Regions from separate parts of the Homo sapiens genome. Here region 1 is linked to region 2. The links are chromatin loops, found by intact Hi-C in ENCODE. Cell type or tissue: IMR-90. All regions are shown on one strand. Each heading gives the region's core, and the rest is flanking DNA. Links, peaks and the distances in the headings are about the cores only. Region 1 has its middle 190 kb from the start of KCNN2. Region 2 has its middle 120 kb from the start of KCNN2.

Region 1 (11,570 bases), core at 2,180-10,179, 66 kb before region 2:
GTACTGTGAGTGTATTTCACTTTTGGCTTCAGTCTGGGAGGCTCAAAATTATATTTGTTAGCCAGCTTTAACAATTGAATAGGACTTGTGGTCTGACTTTTGAATACTGATCCTGACTCTCTATCTTTCCATTCTGATGTTCCACTGTTTTCTAATTTTTCATTTTTAAAATTTAATATTCTTATATTGTATGCATCAATGACCATGTCTAAAAGTACCAAAGTAAAAGCCATTTTTAGGAAGGAAGTATGCATTCTAGTAGCTTTGTCTTCAACTTGGAGGCCACATTAGATATTAAAAAATAATAACAACATAAAAGAAAACCTTTGCAGTTCTCTTAAATATGACACATACCTCATAGGTAACATGCCTTCTGAGTTGGAGGAGAAGCACTCAAATAGTTGATACTTCAGTTGTTTCTCATTGCCTTGCAAAATATCAATATTGTTCCTTTGGCTAAAACATTTTAGAAAATCAGTGGAGAAATTTAATGAGTTTTACTAATTATTCGATTAATATTTCTTTTCAATACAGCACTCCATTTCTCCTTCACCTCTCCTGCTCCTTGGGAGCAGAACACAGACCCACAGTATATGTTTAGGACTTATCGCTCTCCTTATAGCATGTATGGGCATACACTAGTCCCTCGTTAAGGACTTTCCTCTCTAAACTTTGAACTTATTTAAAATTGTGGAATTCCAGAGCCTCGCTTTTCTTATATGCTTTTTTTTTTTGAGAACTGTGTTCTCTCCACCTTCATATTTTTCCCTTGATGCCTAACCCTAATTTTGAATGAATACCCTGAGGGCTACTCACTAATGATTTTTCATGCTAACTATAAATGTGCTCTTTGACCTGTGGAATGTCATTTTATGGCTGCTTTACCATGTCTTTGTGACTTTGCACTCATGTAGCCTGAAAGTGAACTAAATTGTGTGTGTGAGGAAGGTGTGAACTTATCAGTATAATTATCCCAGTTTTCAGGGTGTATAGTATGGAGCCCTCTTGTTGTGATAAAGCAGTGAAGATGAAAAAGATGGAATGTGCTCTGGGTTTTAGGAACTCAGGAAACATTATTGATCCTATAATGCTTCTAAGCTTGACCAAGGGAAGGGAAGTTTCTACAAACCTATTGAAGATAAGCCTTTGGAGATGACCATATATAGTTTCTCCAGTTGATTCTCAATTTCGTACAACCCTCACTTTCATCCCAACCTACCAGTTTACACCACAAAGTGAACTACCAGCACCACTTGTTAATTCAACAAATATTTATTTGGTGCTTATTATGGGCAAAGTATCATGCAAAGCACTTAATAAATATTAACAAAGAAGGTAGGAAGATTGGTTTCATTTCTAGGGTTTTTACCTTATTTTTTGAAATTCTAAGAATTATACTATTACCTGTTAAGCCAATATCTCCATCCATTCCAGCCTTCTCATCCCTCACCAACTTACCAACTTACGTATTTTCTCACCTCTATTTTAGCTATCACTGGGATGTTCACAAGTTCTTAACAATTAGAGAATTACCTTGTCTTTCTGGAAATTAGAAAACATTTACTGTGTGTGGGAGAGTTATACTGCATCATGGAAGCTTTCAAGTGGGAAAATATAAGGAGATAACACATATTTAGTTATATATATATTATAGTTTATATAACATATATATCCCATATATTATAATATATAATATATATTATGTTGTTTTGATTTGCATTTCTCTGATGATCAGTGATGCTGAGCACCTTTTCATATGCCTGTTTGACACTTGTATGTCTTTTGAGAAATGTCTATTCAGATCTTTTGCCTGTTTTTTAATCAAATATTAGATTTTTTTCTGTAGAGTTGAGTTCTTTATATATTCTGGTTATTAATACCTTGTCAGATGGGCAGTTTGCAAATATTTTATCTTATTCTGTGGGTTGTCTCTTCACTTTGTTGATTGTTTCCTTTGATATGCAGAAGCTTTTTAACTTGATATGATCCCGTTTGTCCATTTCTGCTTTGGTTGCCAGTGCTTGTGGGGTATTACTCCAGAAATCTTTGCCCAGACCAATGTCCTGGAGATTTTCCTCAATATTTTCTTTCAGGAGTTTTGTAGTTTGAGGTCTTAGATGTACATCTTTAATTCATTTTTATTTAATTTTTGTATATGGCAAGAGATAGGGGCCTAGTTTCTTCTGCATAAGAATATCAAGTTTTCCCAGTGCTATTTATTGAAGAAACTGTCTTTTCCCCAACATATGTTGTTGGCACCTTTGTAAAAAATGAGTTCACGGTAGGTGTATGAATTTGTTTCAGGGTTCTCTATTCGGTTCCATTGATCTATGTGTCTGTTTTTATGACAGTGCCATGCTGTTTTGTTTACTGTAGCTCTGTAGTATAATTTGAAGTCAGGTAATGTGATTTCTCTGGTTTTGTTCTTTTTTGTTCAGGATAGCTTTGGCTATTCTGGTGGGTTTTTTGTTTTTGTTTTGTTTGTGTGTGTGTGTGTGTGTGTGTGTGTGTGTGTGTGTGTGTGTGATTCCCCATACAAATTGTAGAATTGTTTTTTCTATTCCTGTGAAGAATGTCATTGGTATTTTGATAGAGATTACATTGAATCTGTAGATTACTTTGGGTAGTAGGAGCATTTTAACAATATTGATTCTTCCAATTCATGAACATAGAATATCTTTCCATTTTTTGGTGTCCTCTTTAATTTTTTTCATCAGCGTTTTGTATTTTTCATTGTATAAATCCTTTAGTTCTTTTGTTAATTCCTACATATTTAATTTTATTTGTGGCTATTGTAACATTTGATGTTATAGAATATTTTTACTATATTATTTTTATTTTTCATCAATCATCATGTCTAAAAGTAACAAAGCAGAAAATGTCTAAGAAAATCATTAGTGATACTAGCACTGAGATGGCAGATTCACTAAAAATTTAGTTATAAAATAATGTTTTTTATTTTAATTTTTACTTTTTTTTGCACTCAACCTCCAAGCATGCTTTTTATTTTAACTTTTCTGAAATGTCACCATGACAAAGTATGATAATGAAAGAGCCTTTACATGTCTAATTTTCACAAATAAATTCTAAATGAGTATGTTTCCCCCAAAGTACCTTTTTAGTTAAATATTTCTTACAATGCAAACATTATTCTCAAACTCTTCAAGTGGCTCAGAATTATTTCAGTTGAAGTAAAACGATCAAAAACAAAATGAATTTAGAAAACCCAAGGACAGCTGTCAAATTTTGTCCCCCAGTATAACCAACTGGGTAGTTGTCATGGCTTCATAAGATACATGAACCCTGCTGGAGACAGTGATATCTTAGAAAACAACGCAGAAAGTGTTTCTGAAGAATTGCCTCCCATAGTAAGTTTGCTTTCTGACTAAGCAGTGACACAAACAGACCTACTGCAGATGGATAATGGTTGCCTTATAGAATTTGGCATTAGTCTAGACAAGAGCATTTAGAGTAGATTATGGAAACTGACCTGCCCATTATCTCATTTTATGTTTGGAAACCCTAAGTTTTCTTGTATTTCTTACTTCACTTCTGAACTGACCTTTGCCTGAAATGGAAGATCCTCTATCATGCAAGACTGGAAGAATTTATTCTGTGTTGCATGTCCTTTGATGTATATTTCAAAGATTTCAGCTATATCCAGTCATGCTGCGTTTGCTCAGGTGCAATGAAAAACCTCTGTGTTTGGCATACCCTTGTAGGTGAATTTGTATATTTCCCTTCTCGATAAAACAGGATGTCATGAAATTTAATTCCTGATTAATTCCAAAAGGCCTGCTTCCTCAGGTATGGATTAAAATATATTCTATCCTTGGGATAATTTTGGCTGCCCCAGCAGCTGCCAAATATAAATTAAATGAACTGGATTTTCTGTCCAAGACAAGGCAGGAAATAGGAAATTATCATTTGAGCCCTTAGTATATGTGAAACCAAAGCTGCCCCCAATGGGCTGTGTGAGTTGTGCTGTGTCCTCCCTTCAGGAAATAACTAAAATCCTCAAGAAATAATTAAAATCTTTAGTCCCTCCAACACTGCATCGCTTTTAACCACTGATACTATTTATTTGCTGGGCTGTTTTCTTTTTATTCTCAGCATGTTATGACAGTTTGGGCTTGTTTAGCAAGAGGTAGTTATAAGCTGTGGTTTCAGAAATGTTTTTCTAAAAAGATTAGAATGATTAATACTGTAATGTTAACAATTGCTATCTCTTTAGGCTAGGATTATGAGGAATTCTTAGATTTGGTATTATTCTCACACATAAAATGTTATAACTTGCCACGTATATGTATTACAAAGTTTCTTACTAAGGATTGGCATCTGTTGCTGCCAATAACTATATATAAAGACTTTGAATTTCTGCAACATTAAGTTGTGCTCTTTCTAGGCATAGGTAAATTTGATTCCGCCCTTTAAAATAATGTACTCATAAATTTCTGAATAGACTCTTGTGCATCAGGTGTACATGTCAAAGGTAAATAACATTTATAATCACATATGGTGGGATCTGCATCACTTTGAAAGGATGAAACTTTTGTTGATATACTCAAAGAGAAAGGCCTGATAGTATTATTTTTATGCTGAAGATCCTGAAAAAAACAGGTATAGTTCTGTAGGTGAAATAATTTCTGAAATTCTAATAGTGACTGAAGGAGGGAGATGTAAAGTATAGGCACACTCAAGGACACATTTTACAGGGAGAAAATAGACACTTTGCACAAAAATTCAGGTAATAAATGACCAAAAATGAAATTAAATCTATGAAATATTTTAATTCTTTTGTGACTTAATGTAGCCCATAAACTAGTTGCAATTGCACTTTAGTTGAATTGCTGTATAATTTGCCATTTTGCCAGAGTTATTGTAAAAAATGAAAAGAATTTGATATTCATAATGTTCTACATCAATTCTGAAATGACTTGCAAGCTTTATCTCCTGAAAACAGTAAATTTCAAAGGCAATTGCTATACAGTTATTTCTTAGGTTAATATAGTATTCACATACATATTTCTTATTGGAGATAATTACATTTCATGTGCAATTGTTTTCTTTTTTGTTGTTGCCTGATAATTTCTCAAATCACTTTTCTTTGCTACTGTAGACCAGTGTTTCTTGACCTCAGCACTGATGACATTTTCAGCTGGATAATTCTTTGTTGTTGGGCCTGTCATGTGTAATGCAGAATCTTTAGCAGCATCCATGTTCCTTAACCACACGATGCCAGTGCACCCTTTCCCAAGTGTGGCAACCAAAAATGTCTTCAAACTTTGCCAAATGTCCCCTGGAGGGAAAATTGATCCTGGTTGAGAATCACCTCAGACAAAGCTATAACAACGCTTATAATCATAAGTTTTTTTTTGGTATTTCATCCTTAGTTCTTTGTTTTTGGGGAAAATAATCTGTTATTCATGTCAAATTCAGTGATATATTAAGCCTGCTTTTCCCAGGGTTCAAAAGACTTTGGCTCTGTAAGGCTGAACATCTAAGTTTATAAAACATTTTATTCATGGGCTAGAGTTGCTCAAATACTTTACATTCTAATATCACTAAGAAAACATCACAAGAATGACTGAGAGGAATGGAGTTGTTTTTGATGATGCATTAATAAGGAATGCTATTATCATTATTACTAGAAGCCATTAGTCACTAGTCATGACTTTCATGCAGATATAAAATAAACACATGTCAAAGGTGTTCTTCTACACATTTATTAATGAGGGTACCAGTAAGATGTTAAACTAATCCAAAGAGCATTTGAGAAGCTAGGTATTCATAAGCAATTTAATAAAGGGATATTAGATACAGAACTGGTTAATGTTTTATGAGGGCGATGAATAATAACTTTTGGAGATTTATTTTTTCACCAAACAAATATTATTTGCATCTCTACAAGATAAAAATATGTAAGTTAATATAGAACTTTACCTAGTCTCTCTCTCTCTCTCCAGTGTGCAACCTCTTCTTTACTTCCTTTTTCTTTTTAAAGGAGGAACAGTTTTTTTTTAAACCATAACTCTCTTCTCATGTCTGAAAAACTCTTAGAGTAAATGGTCTACAATCACTTCATTCATTTTCCACACCCTAAAGTCAGGCATCCAACATTTTCAAATTATTAAATATAAGATATCAAGTGTTGGATAATAACAGCAACATTGCTAATATGCTGGTTTTTTTTTTTTTTGAAACGGAGTCTCGCTCTGTCGCCCAGGCTGGAGTGCAGTGGCGCGATCTCGGCTCACTGCAAGCTCCGCCTCCCGGGATCACGCCATTCTCCTGCCTCAGCCTCCTGAGTAGCTGGGACTACAGGAGCCCGCCACCGCGCCCGGCTAATGTTTTGTATTTTTAGTAGAGACGGGGTTTCACCGTGTTAGCCAGGATGGTCTCGATCTCCTGACCTCGTGATCCACCCGCCTTGGCCTCCCAAAGTGCTGGGATTACAGGAGTGGGCCACGGCACCCAGCTAATATGCTGTTTTGTATGTATGTCACACATCACAAGTAAATTTATATGTATTCTATATATCCATATATATATATATTTTTTCCATTAGCCTTGGGGGACTTGTGAAATTATTTCATACAGTTGTTGGTGACCTAAGGTAAAATTTGCTAAGTTAATTATGAAATACACCATACAAAACATTAACATAGTTCCTGAAACAGATATTTAATAAATATATTAACAATAATAATAATTACAGCATTTTTATAGAGTACTTTAATTAAAATTGTGCTAACTGTGAAAATCTAGAATAACTTTGAAAGTTAAAGTATGAGGTAATTAATCAAGGCATTGCAATCCTAGTATTCTGTTTTAAATTTAATTTAAGACATTATCTTCTCAGTTAAGGAAAAGAGGAAAGACAAGAAAAGGAAACAAACCATTTTGATCAATTAGACATCGGATTAAATCAAATAAAAATAAAAATAGATTTGAGGTCTTTGTAAAACAGCATATGTTAAGACCCAAATTCAGAAACCTGTGTTACGCCTGTCTTAAGTTTGAGTGCCTTGTAATTTTATCATATGACATTGTTTTTAATTTAGTCATGAAAGACAATGAACGTCTTCTTAAATGTGATATCTTTTTGTATTCTTCCTATTCACTGCCTATTCCTTTCCACCAAGGAAGAAAATGAAGATAATAAAACATGCTGAGATAAATCAGTAAAATGTTTTTTACATTTTCATCAGTAATTAAATAAGAAATGTATAGACTTCCCACTGCATGTGTATTCTGACTTCTATAAAGGCTCAGCTTTTCCCATAACTTAAAAAATATAATAAATAAATGGAAGGTGGCCAAATGAGAGTTCCATAAACTGCCATCTGGCAGTTCCTTTCCACTTTGATCTGATTTACTTCATCTGGTGGTAGAATGTGTCCATCTGAAGATAAATTCACACACAGCTCAGCTATGTAATTATATTACATTTCAGGAAAAACTGTATGTGGTCAAGCTTGTTAAAGATAGTCAGTTTCTATGGAAGTACACACATTTTCAAAGCTGTTGGAAGATTATCAGAAACTGTAGGTGACAAATTCCAGATAGAATTACCCATTCCCTCTCCAAAGCCTGATCTCTGTTTATTTCCCTTGCAATAGGAACCTCTACAATGCATAATTTTCCCACTTCAATTCATTTAGCCTTTTAGTGGGGCTCCTCTTCATTTTATGTAACACTATTCTTTTGATATTTTTAAGTGCTTCTGTTTAACACTTCCAAGAATAAAGCAGTTAATTTCCCATTGCATTTTATCTCACTCTAAAATTAAGGTTAGTCATAGAGTTAGGGTTTCATTTGTCATTTTGCTAAGGAGGCCGGATCATGTGAATGTATTCAGTTTAAATTGCACTTTGATGTCTGGGTTGACATATTTTCTCAGTTAAGAGCAGAAATACCTGGCAAGTAAATTAGCTTTCCTGTGACCTTCAGTCTTTTCTTAATCTGTTTGTAGTTTAAGAGGGAATATGAATATGGTCTAGCCCCTGGAGACTTTGAATGCAAAGACATTAGCATCTGTAGGCTTTTTGAGATCCCTCCAAGACAGAATTCATTTGGTGGAACATAAACTTGGGGAACTGTATTAGTTACCCATTGCTATGTGACAAATTGGGCCCAAACTCATCAGTTTAAAAACAAGTATTTATTTATTATCTCACAGTTCTTGATGGTCAGCAATATGGATATGGCTTAACTAAATGGTTCCAGCTCAGATTCTCTCCCAACGTTTAATTAAGCTGTAGGCTGGAGCTGCAGTCATCTCAAGGCTTACAGAGCTACAAAATTTATTTGTAAGCTCACTCAAGTGATTGTTGTCACACCTCTGTTCATGCTGGCTTTGGCTGGAGGCTTCAGTTCCTTTCCACATGTGCTTCTCCGTAGGGCTGATCACAGCCTGGGAGCTTGCTTTCCCCAGAGTGATATAAGAGAAAGAAAGGAGAGAACAAGAGTACCTCCACTTTTCCTCCTCATTGTGCTTTCAATCAAAGGTTATTATCTCCATTTAGAAAGTAGAGGCACAGGGTCAAGAACAAGCCTAAGGTCACTGAGCCAGTCAGTAGGTAAAGAGCCCATGCTCCTTTCATTATACTCTCCTTTTCTTATCTTGGGAAACTTCCCTGTCTACTTTTAGACAGTGTTTGGACTTCTGAAAGAAAATGTCAAACTTTTTTTTTTCTAAAGCTTTCTTTGGTTTATTTTTACCTCTCCAGGCACAATCATCACTCCCACAGCAACACTAGCCACCCATTTCCTCACAGTAGAGCGTTTAAAACCTTAAAATAAGACTCAGCCATATAGTAGTTTTTAAATTTTTCGTCTTAATTAAACACATTTTTGAAATCAAATACCGCATTCTCACACCGTGATAGAGACTATGCAAAGAATAGAAAGTATGGATATTATCTTCAAGAAGCTTAAAATATTTAGAGAAATAAAACACAAGAAACATTTACAGCCACTTATCTTTATTTTATTAATCCTAGATTTTTCCCCCTTTGCTTCAACCTATTAAATGTATTTTTAAAGAAAATTGAACATGACTTCTATAGGTCAAGGGATATTGGCCATATGTCTTTTCCCTGAAGCACGAGGGTGGGTGCACTCTGTGGACAAATATAACAAGACAAAACGGATTATAAGTTAAACGTTCAATAATGAGTGGTAAGACAGTTTGAGTTGACAAATTCTTCATACTTGGGCTATGGTTCCTACCTCCAAAATCCATATAGACATTTTTTTTTCTTTGAATCTCAATTTGAGCTCGTGATCTTCTCTACCCAGAACTTCAGTCACTACTACCGAGTCTCATTTTGTACACAACTGAAATTACTGTATTTAAGACTTGTTTTATACCCTTATTGTCACAATTACAGTTAGCAATACATTTCAGACAATATTTATAACCCTAACAATTATATTCTTCCTTAAATTTCTTGCCTCTGTGTTTATAGTTAACACTATAAAAGTGCTGAATTTTGAGGGCTTTGCTTTTAATCAACTTCTTGTGTTATTTTAATAATACTTTTAAAAGAAAAATATAAGAATTCTAATCTTTTAAATAAAAGCCATTCTATGCAAAAATACTTTTTATTATCTATTATTATATTAATGTCAAAGAATAATTTGGCTATCTATACATATATATGTATGTAGATACTGGCATACCTTGTTTAATTGCCACTTGCTTTATGAGCTTTGTAGATACTGCAACTGAGGGTTTGTGACAATTCTGTGTCAAACCACCCAAACCCCTAATACAATACAGACTATAGCCATCACTGCAAAAAGTTCCCTCAGCCCCCTTCCTAGTCAACTTTCTCACAAACTCCTCAGAGACAACCACTGATCTGATTTTGTCTTACTATTTCTGCCTGTTCTAGAACTTCATATCAAATGGGTCATACAATTATCTACTCTTTTGTATAATGCTTCTTTCATTCAGCATAATGTTTTTAAGATTCAGACATATGTTGTTACATGTATGAGTAGTTGGTTCTTTTTTATTCTTAAGTAGTATTTCATCATGTATATTTATGTTTATCTAATTTCTTATTAAGAGCTACCTTGGCTGTTTCCATTTTGGTTTTTGTGAATAAAGTTGTTATGAATACTCTCATGCAAGTATTTTTGTGGACATGTGCTTTCTTTTCTCTTAAGTACCTAGTACTGAAATTGCTTGGTCATAGGGTAGATGTAGGTTTAGTTTTCCAGAAAATGCCAACCATTTTTCCAAAGTGGTTGCATCATTTTTATGAGAGTTCAAGTGATCTACTTTCTTGCCAGTGTTTGTTCTCGTGAGTCTTTAATTTTAGCCATTCTGTTTTGTATGTGTAGTATCACCTTGTGGTTTTAATGTGCATTTCACTGATGGATAAATATATTGAATAGTTTTTAATGTGCTTATTGGCAATGCATATGTCTTACTTTGTGAAGTGTTTTCAAATACTTTGCTGTTATTTTTTGGATTGGTTATATTCTCATTACTGAATTATGAGTTCTTTCACATTCTGGACAGCAGATATTTGCCCATTAATTTCTCCTTGTATTGAATATGTGGGTATTCATTTTCCTAATGATATATTTTTTAGTCAAAGTTTTAAATTTTAATAAAGTCTAATTTATCAATTTTTTTATTTTGTGATTGTTGTTTTCTGTTTCCTGTGTTGCAAAGGTACTCTTTTATGTTTGCTTCGAAATATTTTTATAATTTTGGCTCTTATGTTTAGATCTATGTCCATGTCAAATTAATTTTTGTGGGCAGGGTGTGGTGTCTCACGCCTGTAATCCCAGCACTTTGGGAGGCTGAGGTGGGCAGATCACCTGAGGTCAGGAGTTCGAGACCAGCCTGGCCATGGTGAAACCCCGTCTCTACTAAAAATACAAAAATTAGCCCAGCGTTGTGGCGCACGCCTGTAGTCCCAACTACTAGGGAGGCCAAGGCAGGAGGGTCACTTGAACCCGGGAGGTGGAGATTGCAGTGAGCAGAGATCAAACCACTGCACTTCAGCCTGGGCAACAGAGGGAGAAGCTGTGTCAAAAAAAAAAATTAATTTTTGTGTATGTAAGGTGTGGGTTAGATTTGATATTTTTAAAAATATGGATATCCATTTATTTCAGGACTCTTTACTGAAAACTCTTTTCTTCCTGCATTAAATTACTTTGGATTCATTGCAGAAACTCAAATGACTTTAGAATTATCAATCTACTTCTGAGTTCTCTACTTTGATCTAGTAGAAACTTCTGAGTTTCTCTACTTCTTTGTTTCATTGATCTAGTTGTTGATCCTGCCTGCTGATATGTCTTTATTACTCTAGCTTTATAGTAAGCCTGAAAATTAGGTAGTGTAAGTCCTTGAACCTTATCTTTTAAAATGTGGATATGAGATGTATTTTTTTCATATTTCCATATAAAATTCAGAATCATGTCTTCAGTTTCACAAAAATAACTGAAAATTATCATGGGGATTTCATTGACTTCATAGAGAGGTAATTACATCTTAACAATATTGAGCCTTCCAACCACTAACATTATATATTTTTTCATGTATT
Region 2 (11,570 bases), core at 2,138-10,137:
ACACATATATATACACATACTTGCTTTATTTGGTGTTTATGGAAAAGGATACTATGCTATACGTAATATTTTGGGACTTAATTTTTCATAGTACTTAGCTAAGATTCATCATATTTTGCATGTTACTAGTTTATTCAATGTAACTTTCGGTAAAATATACCACATCATAGTCATCAAGCCTCCCAAGGAAAAACACTGTTCACAATAGGTTCACTCTGTGGTGAACAGTGCTGCTAAAATAGTCTTGAACATAAGTCTTGCTATACATGTGCAAGGGATTCTCTTGGGGATATATTTCTAAGAATGGAATATCTGGATCACAGGAGCTATGTGATTGTTCAGCTCTTGAAAATAAGACCAAACTGATTTCCAGTACGACAAGCAATTGTTGCAACACTCTCTCTCAAAAACTTCACCATTCAAACTTCCATCTCCTGATGTGGGTTGTCAAAATTCACACACACACACACACACACACACACACACACACTCACACACACACTCACACACCCCACAGAAAAAAAAAATGCCCTGGTTTTGCTTTCTATGTGTGAAAAAGAACCTACCTAGGCAAGACATGTAAGCCCCTAGAACTTCCAGAAATTGAGGGAGCTGACCTAGATTAGTATCTTTCAAGCCATGTCCTGCAAGTGGCTTTGCTGTGTGTACCTATGCAGTTGTGGACATTGGAGACTATTTGGTACCTGAAGGTGGAGATAAGGTAGGAGGGAGAGAGAAGGCTGGGGCTTTAGTAGATCCCCCGCCATGACTAAGAAAGCAGCTTCACTTTTATCTCTAAATTTTTTTTTTATTTTACCTGATGAAAATCTTCCTTTGAAAAACACAATCTAAAGTTTGAAACACACTGGCACAGGCAATTTCTCAGGTCCCTTACTGCCCTAATGTTTTATGATTATGCATTGTATTATTTATGGTAATTAATGCTAGCTGCAAGTGATTAAAGCCCCAAATCTCAGTAACTTAGTCAACAGAAATTTATTTCTAACTCATATATAGCCTTCTACGGGTTGGGAGAGGCTTTACTCCACGAGGTGACTCAGGGAACTGAATCTTGTGATGCTCAGCTCTTGCCCCGTGGCCTTTTAGGTTGCAGCAGCATAGGAAGAGATGGATGGAGGAAGCATACCAGCTTCTGACTTACTTAGCTCAGAAGTGACACTTGAGCTCACAGCCCATTCATCAAACCAAGTCACGTGGCTTCAATTTCACCGCAAAGGAAGCTTAGTCATGTAGAGGAACACATTGAATATCTGGACTCAGTAAGTCTCTCTAGCATTTGTACCAAGTGCAGGAAACATAATTCACATGCAGAAGGGCAGAGTGATCACAGTAAAGGTGAGATATAGTTAAATACTAGAGACTTCTTGAGAAATACTTTGCTATCCTCTTGTAGGTTACTCTTTTCAAAAGATTTCCATTGTGGTCTTTTTGTTTATTTTCTAGAAAATATACACTATTTCCATGAAGACCTCTAATTCTCTTTTTTTAGACTTAAAGGATAAATTACAAAAATTGGATTATTGTTGGGTGCAGTGGCTCACGCCTGTAATCCTAGCACTTTGGGAGGCCGAGGCGGGTGGATTGTCTGAGCTCAGGAGTTCAAGACCAGCCTGGCCAACATGGTGAAACCCCGTCTCTACTAAAATACAAAAAATTAGCTGGGCGTGGCAGCAGGCACTTGTAGTCCCAGCTACTCGGGGGACTGAGGCAGGAGAATCGCTTGAACCCAGGAGGCAGAGGTTGCAGTGAGCCAAGATCGCGGCACTGCACTCCAGTCTGGGTGACAGAGTGAGACTCCGTCTCCAAAAAAAAAAAAAAGGATTATTGTTCTCTACTGTATTGAAATTTAATTTTCTAAAAAACAATTTATTGGATTCCACCATAGGGAGCTGGCATGGCAATTTATGTTAATTTAGAATGTAATTCCACTAACCTATGTCCTATCAGCCTGAGCAGTCTATCTCTTTTAACATAGATCAAAATGCAAAGGCCCTTTTCTCATGAAGCATGGACCTATTTTTTTTATGGTGTGCTGAGATGAAGGAGAACAGGGTACAGTGTTCCTGATAATCTTTGATGTGATTTAATTGTATTTTTGAGCTTGATGATAATGTCTTTATCATCTAGTTACTGTTCTACATCTCATCTCCTGGTGGTACAGCATGCTCAATGTGGTTTACTTTCTGAAACAACAACAGATTTAGTTTTTATGTTGATGAGGATAGGAAGAGGCCCAAAGATTGCATCAGAAGCAATTAAATCATTTTGGGAAGAGTTAGTATGCTCTTTGGAGGGTAATTCTGGTGACTCAAAGTAACTGTAAGTGCATAATGGAAAGAAGCCCATGCCTGGTGTGGGTGTGTAGCTTAATGGAGAATTGGGAAAATAGTCAGCTAGAGAAGCAAAGATAAAATTATAAACCCAGTGATGTGGGAAATAACTGACATCAGGGGATATATTTCAGCTGACTGATAAAAAAGCCACCAAAGACTTTGAGAAGGAAAAGAGGAAAAGTTAACCGGTGTGAGGAATAGAGGACAGAGAGGAGATGCTTATTGAAAAATTTACAGAAATATATTTAGGAGCTAAATACTGGCATGAGATATTTTTTAAAAATATTGCTCCTGCAAAGGAAAGTACTATTTTATTTCCTGACCTTGTTTTAAAATGAAGCCTAACTGGGGCAAAGCAGATTTAGGGACAAAAAAAATGGGATAGGACCATTTTGATTCACCCTATCTTTATCAGTTGGAGGAACACTTGAGAAGAGACAAATTAAGGTCGTTTTTTGTTTTCAACTATTTGGATCCTTTAGTATTTTTTGTCTTGTTGCTTCCAGTGGTTACTCACATTCATGTTTGAAAAGTGGTTCTTTGCAGTGTGAGCTAATGAAGTAACTCTCTAACAGTGGTTTCCCTGTGGGACTTAGCCCTTCCTTCTCCTTTATTTTACCAATTTTCTTGAGGAAACCTCCTGAGATCTTCATTTGATGTCATAGGTGTTAAAGCCTTTGAACTATCAGTTGAAAGCACCAAATAACAAATAACCAAAAGATATATTAGAAAGGCAATTAGAATCTAAAAATTTTGAAGTATTAGATTGAGATTATTTTGTAACTGCATTCTAAGCATTAAAAAGGTAATTCGTATATTATTGAAATAATCCAAGGAATAGAAAAAATTGAGACCTTCCCAGTTCATTTTAAGAAACCGCCATAAGTTTAACATGAAAACTGTCTACAGTATCCTCAAGAAAAGTAAGGATCATTTTCAAGTATGAATATAGATATTAAAATTAAATAAAATGTTGGCTAATCCATGTTTTAAAATGATAGTAACTTGTGATTAGGGGAAACTTACTCAGTTTACATGGTTTAACACTAGTAAATCACATATAAAATGTATTATACCAAAAAAATTTGAATTATAATTATTTAATTATATTGTAAGATGTTAGACAAGAATTGGTGAAATTCATTTATTCCTCATAAAAGCTTATAAAATAAGAATAGATGGAAATTGCTTAGACATGATAGAAAAACATATAAAAATCTACTGTTAATATTATATTTTAAAAAGAAAGCTCAAATTATATTTTTCTTTCTCTTTTTTTTTTTTTTTTTTTTTGAGACAAAGTCTCACTCTTTTACCCAGGCTGGAGTTCAGTGGCATGATCTCGACTCACTTCAACCTCCACTTTCCCAGTTTCAAACAATTCTTGTGTCTTAGCCTCCTGAGTAGCTGGGCTCACAGGTGCACGTCACCATGCCCGTCTAATTTTTGTATTTTTAGTAAAGACGGGTTTCGCCATGTTGCCCAGGCTGGTCTTGAACTCCTTGCCTCAAGCAATCCACTGCCTCATCCTCCCAAAGTGCTGGGATTACAGGCATGAGTCACTGTGCCCGGCCTCAAATTATTTTCAATAATGTAAGAAGTAATACAGAGATAGCTGCTTATCACTGCTATTACTCAAGTAGTATTTTGAAGATTTTAGTTAACATAATGAGGCAAAAATATTTTTATAGATCTTTGAAAAATTAGTATAAATATGTGAAAAGAATTTAAAAAATTATCTGCTAATAATGAAATTACACAAGAGGATTTATTAACTCTCAGGCAGATTAAGGAAATTGGTAAGATTGCTGAATTAAAAATATATAAAAATTAATAGCTTTTGTGCTAACTAGCAATATCTAGTTAGTAAAGATTATTTGGAGTAAAAAACATTTGTATATGTGTCTATATGTATCCTGATCCAAAGAAAAATAAATTATAAACCACTTAGATATAAGTACTTGATTATAAAAGGAAGTTATGAAATATAACAAACATATTTAAAGAAGACTCAAACAGTAAATGTCTGGATAAAATAACTCTAATGTCACAAAAATAGCAATAATTCTGAGAACATTATGTAATTTAATGTAATTCCACTCAGCATTTCAATAGATTTCAATAGATTTGGAATAGGTAAAATTCATTTTAGATAACGAATATAGTAGGATAAATTTTGGAGAAGAGCCAAAACATTTTGAATAAAATAGTGAAGATAGTTATGCCTTAACAAAAATTAAAATGTATACCAAGTTGCTATAATCAAAACATCATTCTGTCTTCAGGAGAATCTAAATAAATGGACTGGTGAAAACTAAAATATACCAAAATGGAGTCAGGTATTAATACGTATAGGAAGTTACTACATGGTAAGGATAAAATTTAATTCACCTTTTAAAGGACAATTTATTTAATAAAGATTGCTGTCATGTGGAAAAGAAAAAGCTAAGAACCTTGTCTTTCACAATAGGCAAAAACGTAATCTATGTTAAATATTTAAGTGTAAAAAATAAAAATGTTAGAATAAAATTTACGAGAATATATATGTGGATATATATATATATACGTATATATATACATATATACGTATATATATGTATATATATACGTATATATATACATATATACGTATATATATGTATATATATACGTATATATATATATGTGTGTATATATATATATATATATATGGAGTGTGAAGGACCACCAAAATTAGACAGATCCCTGGAAGATTTAAAGATATACATATTGGACTATTAATCTTTTAAAGCATGTACAGCTATATAGAACCATGAAGTATGGAGATTTTATTCATTTTTCAGGCTAAAGGGCCTCCCACAATTTCATGGATCAGTGTGTTCTTGTGCCTGTTTCTTGAGCCCCAGTTCCCACACGGTGAAATGGAGAGTGTCAGGTAACACATGCAAACACAGTGGGTTACAGAAGAGATATCCTGAGCTTAGGGACCCTAAAATTTTTATAATGGACAATAAGCATGCCTGCTTATTATTATTTAGAGGGAGGTATGATCTCTGCTTTCCATGGCTGCTCTCTATGCAAACATCCTTGTAAAGAGTGCAGAACAAAGGCAGTCAGTGCCTCTGCTCAGTAGACATATGAAAGCCAAGACCCATGGAGAGTTGTCTTCAACAATAGCATAAACAAAATAAAAGGTAAAATAATGAACCTCATAAAAATACTTGCAGCTCATATAATAGACAATGAGTTTGCATAGTTTTGACCCAGAAATCCTGTGTTGATAACATATCTAACAGGCATTAATCCAGTTCTCTATAACTATTTATTTACAAGGATATTTATATAAGCATTGTTTATAGTGACACCAGTTGAGACACAACCTGAATGTCTACCAAAAGAATGATTATATTAATTCAACTATTTCTCTACTTAGTCCTTGGGAAGACCAGTGTTCTATGTATTTATTTTGAACTCGCGAATAGGAAAAAAGCAACTTCAGAGTAAATGTTAGAAAGAGCAAGAAGGACAGAAGGAAGGAAGGAAGCAAATCGATCTCTAGGTATTGGTATACATTTTTGTGAACATAGAGAAAGGAATAGAAAAGTATATTACTATTGGATTCCTTAGGGAGAATGCAATATAGGGAAGATAGATTATTAACTTTCTAAAAATGTGGTTCATCTTTGTATTGCTTCCCCTATTACAAATTAATAAAACACAAAAAATAAAAATAAATTGGCCATTCTTTTGGCAGTAAATGAGGCCCAACATGCCTTGTTTGGGACTCATTCATTCATCTATTTATTAAACAAATATTACTGAGTGTTTTCTCAGTGTCAAATACTGATTAGACAGGGAAAACACCAGTGAGCAAAAGAAATATTCTCTGCCATTGTGGAACTTATATTCTAGTGGGGATGTCAGAAAATATAAAAATAAACATATAATATGTCTTCATACAAAATTATTGTTACATAGTATATTTTATACTGCATAAAAAGCCCTCTAAATCTAAGTTATTTAGATTGTGGCTTAGAAGAAAGCCATTTTAAGTTCTCAGAGTTAAGAGGAAAGAAAAAGATGAATAAGAACCTACAATGACATTTGATCTCAACTAACCTGTGTAACATAGCAACTCACACATATGTTTACGGTAGTCTCCCCTTTTCCTCAGTTTTGCTTTCTGTAGTTTCAGTTACTCGTGGCCAGCTGAGGTCTGAAAATGTGAAATGAAAATTTCCAGAAGTAAACAATTCATAAGTTTTAAATTGCATGTAATCCTGAGTAGCGTGATGAAATCTCGCAGTGTCTGGCCCCATCTTGCCCCGTACCTGAACCACCCCTTTGTCCAGCGTATCCACACATCTATGCTACTGGCCCATTAATCACTTAGTAGCTCAGTTATCAGATTAACTGTCATGGCTTGTGTTCAAGTCAACTTTATTTAAGTTAATAATGGCCCCAAAATGCAAGAGTAGTGTTGCTGGCATATTGTTATCATTCTTGTATTTCGTTATCAGTGATTGTTGTTAATGTCTTACTGTGCCTAATTTATAAGTTGAACTTTATCATAGGTATGTATAGGAAAAACATAGTATATACAAGGTTTGGTATGTGGTTTTAGTCATCCACTAGGGATTTTGGAATGTGTTTCCCCCAGGATAAAGGGTGACTACTGTACTTATGTTACAGAACACCAAAGCAGGTTTCACTTTGGGTAAGAATAAACAGGAGATGAGCAATCTTCCATCCAGAGTCCTTTTTTGGTATGAAAACATTCTTAAACCCTGTCTTAAACTACTGCGGATTGCAAGTACTGGATCCCAAAAGGAAGGATTCACTGAGGGTAACTGTAAGACAACTACAGTAAATGTTAACCCTAAGAGAAACCTGGCAGACCTAATCTCAGCAACTGGTTTACTGATATATGAATGCATGTGAGAATGCTTCTGAATGATGTGGTTCCTCAAATCCAGAACTGAAAGGCAGCTGTTAAATGAGCTTCACTCATATCTAGTTAGGGCAGTCTCTAAATTCTAGAACTTTCTGAAAATAAGAAGAGGAAGTTAGTGTAAATGTGGCTTTCCTGTTGGAGCACGCAGTAAACAGACTCCTAAGAGTAGCAAGAGTAGAATTTTTGGACCTAAGAGCAAGATGGAATTTTTTTGCTTGTTTATTTAAAAAAAAAGAGGCTGGGCATGGCGGCTCATTGCCACTTGGGGAGGCTGAGATGGGTGGATCACCTGAGGTCAGGAGTTCAAGACCAACCTGGCCAATATAGTGAAACCTTGTCTCTGCTAAAAATACAAAAAAATAGCCGGGCGTGGTGGCGGGCACCTGTGATCCCAGCTACTTGGGAGGCTGAGGCAGGAGAATTGCTTGAACCCGGGAGGCGGAGGTTACAGCGAGCCGAGATCGCGCCATTGCACTCCAGCCTGGGCAATAAGAGCAAAACTCTGGGGCGGGCATGGGGGGTTATTGGGGGGAGTGTGGAGGGGAGAGACAGAGAGAGAGAGAGAGAGAAAGAGAGAAAGAAAAAGGTCTGTGGGCTTCTTTAGACAGTAGTCCATCTGTGTTGTGTTGGTGAAGTTTGTGAGGACAGTAGCAGCTTCCTGGCTTGGTGTTTATGTCAATTAACGGTGGTATCTGAAGCTTTACTCATTGAAGCTAACATGCAGGTTATGGGGCTCTAAAGTCACAAATACAAATTCATTTTCTTAGTGGGTTTGCTTATCATTTAATAGGGTGCTTCTCTTTTGGAGCTTCTAGAACTGCTGGGTTATTCTGTAACTTAATGATAACAATGCAGGTGAAACTCTTCCACAAAATAAAGCAAAAAATATTAATGGCTGTCAAATTACTCAGCATAAAAGCCAAGAAATAATAGTTGTACAAGGCAGTGGCTGTTTAAAAAGAATTGTCAATTAAAGTGTTTAGCCATTTGCAAACAAATTCATCAGACAAAAGCAGGTACTGGTAAAATATTTAAATCCTTAAAATAATAAAAGAAGATTAAGGTGTCAAAGTTGATGAAAACAAATATCCCATAGTAAAAGCAGGAATATTTTCTTTCTAAATCAAAAACTCTAGTGCTGCTGTCACTGCAGTTGTATTCGTATGTGGGTGAGAGAGGTAGAGAGGTATTTGGGTGTCTGGTTAGACTTGAAGTGGTCTGAATGTTAGCAGGATTATTGATAAACGTGATATCTCTTCATGCACATAACAAATCACCTTGCATTTGTGTAGCATTTTATACTTCACCAAATGCTTTCACATATATTATTTCACTTAATCTTTTCAAGACTGTTGTTACTAACAAAGAAACTGAATTTCAAAGAGGGAAAGTGAATTGCCCAAATTCACACAGCATCTATATCAAAAGTAAAGTTTCTTATTTCTCACACAGCTCACTGCAGCCACACTATAGCTGCCTTTTGGTTTATAGTGTAGTGGATGAATTGCTTGCCTGTCTGTTCTAGAATGATTTATCTGACTGTGAAATAACAATATAAGTATTTTTTGGCAAATTCCAATATTCTTTGTCAAAAAACCCCTAAAAACAAAACAAAACAAAAAAACATAGAGCTGTCTTAGATTATCTAGCTCAAACTCTTCCTTTCACAGTTGAGGAAAGGAAGGCTGAAAAATTTACCCAAGGGCCTTTAGCAAGTTGGAGAACAGTCAGGAACAGGTGGACATATCTTATGTGCTAAGCCACTGAGGACTCTTTTCTGCTCTCCTGTGCTGCCTCTACCTTATCACCCAACTTGTTCTCAGCATATCTACTAAAACTCACAGAATTCACACAGAAGGCCAGATATATTGATGTGGCCTCAAACCCTCAGGGATATTAGACATATAAACAGATTTTCTAGGATAGAAGTTTTTTCTTGGAGGATCAGGGTGGTCTTCAAGCTTCAGTACAGTACCATGACTTTGATCTCTGATTTCCACTGATCTGTTAGGTGAATTGTCCCTGAGTTTATTTCCTATTTTCGTGAATGTAATTTTCTCTATAAAATTGCCTTGATAAATACATAAGTACTTGTTGTAGATATAAATATATATGATACTAAAGAGGCCAAGAAATACTGATTTGTGCTTCATTTTGTTTATTTGTACTCATAAAAATACCTAATAACTATAATGTGGGATGATTATGCATCTTATTGGGTAAAATTATTTGCGATGCTCTAGGCAGCAAGAGCAGTCTTCACTTTTATGTAGAGAAACCATTATGTTGTTGAAATTTTAGAAGATAAACAATGCGTAGGTCATTTTTCATGGTTATGAATACTTATCTACCTATTACAATGATATATTTGGTCTATGAACTTTATTGTTTATAGAGTAGAATTACTAAATCACTAAAACTCAGAAAGGCTATAAAATGATTAATAATTATACCAAGTTAAATTGACATTACCATTATATAAAAGTAAAAAAACTAACATTGGTATCGTACTTTTAGAGCTACTGTACCTTTATTTAAGGCCAACTAAACAGGTATTTGTGATAGTCATAATCCCAAGGATATGTCCATAGTTGGTTGGTTTTTAACTTTCAAATGAATAACACAATATTCAAATGAATAACACAATATTCAAATGAATAAGACAATATTATTCTTATTCAATTGTTACTAATATGGAATATTAGTTAATATATATTAGTTAATATTCTTATTCCATTTGTTAATAATGCCTTTATTAGCTAACATAATTTAATATTTCTAAAACCTAAGTTAATGAATTATTCGAATGTTTTTAATTGAGAAGGTAGAAGGAAACGAAGGAAACAACACTGTTGTTGTAATATAATTTCTCTGATTTGTTACCTGGAAATGGTTAGATTATATCACTTGCTGATGAGTAGGATCAAAGAGTGACCTGGGGCCGGGCACTCACGCCTGTAATCCCAGCACTTTGGGAGGCCGAGGCGGGCAGATCACTTGAGGTTGGGAGCTCGAGATCAGCGTGACCAACATGGTGAAACTCTGTCTCTACTAGAAAAATAATAATAATAATAATAATACAAAAATTAGCCAGGCATGGTACCATATGTCTCCAAAAAAAAAAAAAAAAAAAAAGAAAAGAAAAGAAAGAGTGACCTGGCTAAATGAATAAGAGATATCTGTGCTGACTCTTCTGTAACAGACAGTTTTCTACACATGCTGGCTCCTTATTTGTCACTTGAAGATGATTCTTGGTCACTGTCTGTCCATAAATGTTCATGAAGTTTCCTTTAGATTAAAATGTATCAACAATGCATTATTAAATTTTATTATTTAGATTTTGAACTCTTGTTTCATTACTGGCAAGTCCCCAAAGGTCAGCAAAGTGCTGAAAATGTGTCCCACTGTGTCATGTTGAATAATTTCTAAAGACTTTTTAAATGAAAGGACCAGGATTGAAAGTAGATTAAGTATCCACTTTCAACTTACTTATCAAATATTAGATCAACTATAAAGAATAGTTAACTTGCCTAATGTTTTTAGTAGCCTGAACTTGCTAAGAGCATGCTCACGTACCCCGTTCCATGATGGGATTTGTCAGACTACCTTAAGTAGTAGCTTAGATTTAATGAAACAAGAGTAAATGATTTAATCCATGGAAATTGCTGGCAACTATGTCTGACACACAGCAAGTACCCAAAAGGGTAGCCATTGTTGACATAGTAGTTTTTTTTTTCAGAGGAAGGATTATGTCTTAGGTGGGTTTCTGGATTTGCTAATATTATTTCTTTCAAGTTTAATTGGAAGCCCTCCTTGTGCATCTCAGTATAATTATCTTCAGAATTCTATCTTAATTGTTTTTGTGTTTTCCACCTGAGACTTTGGACTTCCCTTTTCTTTGCTTTCCGTCCTGACTTAGAACAGAACTCTAGACTCTTCTTACAGGTGGATGACTGCTGTGAGCAAGAATGTTCAACATGTTGCCTTCCTTATTCGAATCAGGTCATGTCGACCTACTTGAAGTCTCAGTCCAATGCCTTCTTGTATAGTAATGCTCCTTGTTTCCCCCAGATTTTTACATGGACAGGAAAGAGGGAAGTGTATATTAGGGGGTTAGGATGATTCAAATACGCATTATTTCAGCTTGAGAGTTGGTGTCATCCTCTTAATGATATTATGGAAATTCATCATGTTTGGAACATTAAATGGTACCTATAGTACATCTTTTAATTTGCCTCAATTAGAACTGACAAGGTTAATGAGAAGTTTAGTTATTTGGGGGG

Evidence for each region. A loop is a pair of places that touch in the nucleus more often than their neighbours do. Peaks named below come from ENCODE experiments on the same cell type or tissue, not always from the same donor. Only the 100,000 strongest peaks of a DNase experiment are listed, where the experiment ranks them.
Region 1: a loop joins it to region 2, with 2.7 times the contacts of the local background. A loop is called at or near these places in 3 of 110 quality-filtered maps.

What each region holds. Positions count from the first base shown.
Region 1 is chr5:114,170,957-114,182,526 of GRCh38, forward strand. It overlaps a transcript of KCNN2 not described here. Among named protein-coding and RNA genes, the nearest start is that of KCNN2, 190 kb to the right of the region's middle. In IMR-90, for the core only: no CTCF peak of the experiment used is centred there; a DNase peak (open chromatin) is centred at 5,615; H3K27ac peaks cover 264 bases.
Region 2 is chr5:114,236,802-114,248,371 of GRCh38, forward strand. It overlaps a transcript of KCNN2 not described here. Among named protein-coding and RNA genes, the nearest start is that of KCNN2, 120 kb to the right of the region's middle. In IMR-90, for the core only: no CTCF peak of the experiment used is centred there; DNase peaks (open chromatin) are centred at 2,300 and 7,050; H3K4me3 peaks cover 727 bases; H3K27ac peaks cover 3,310 bases.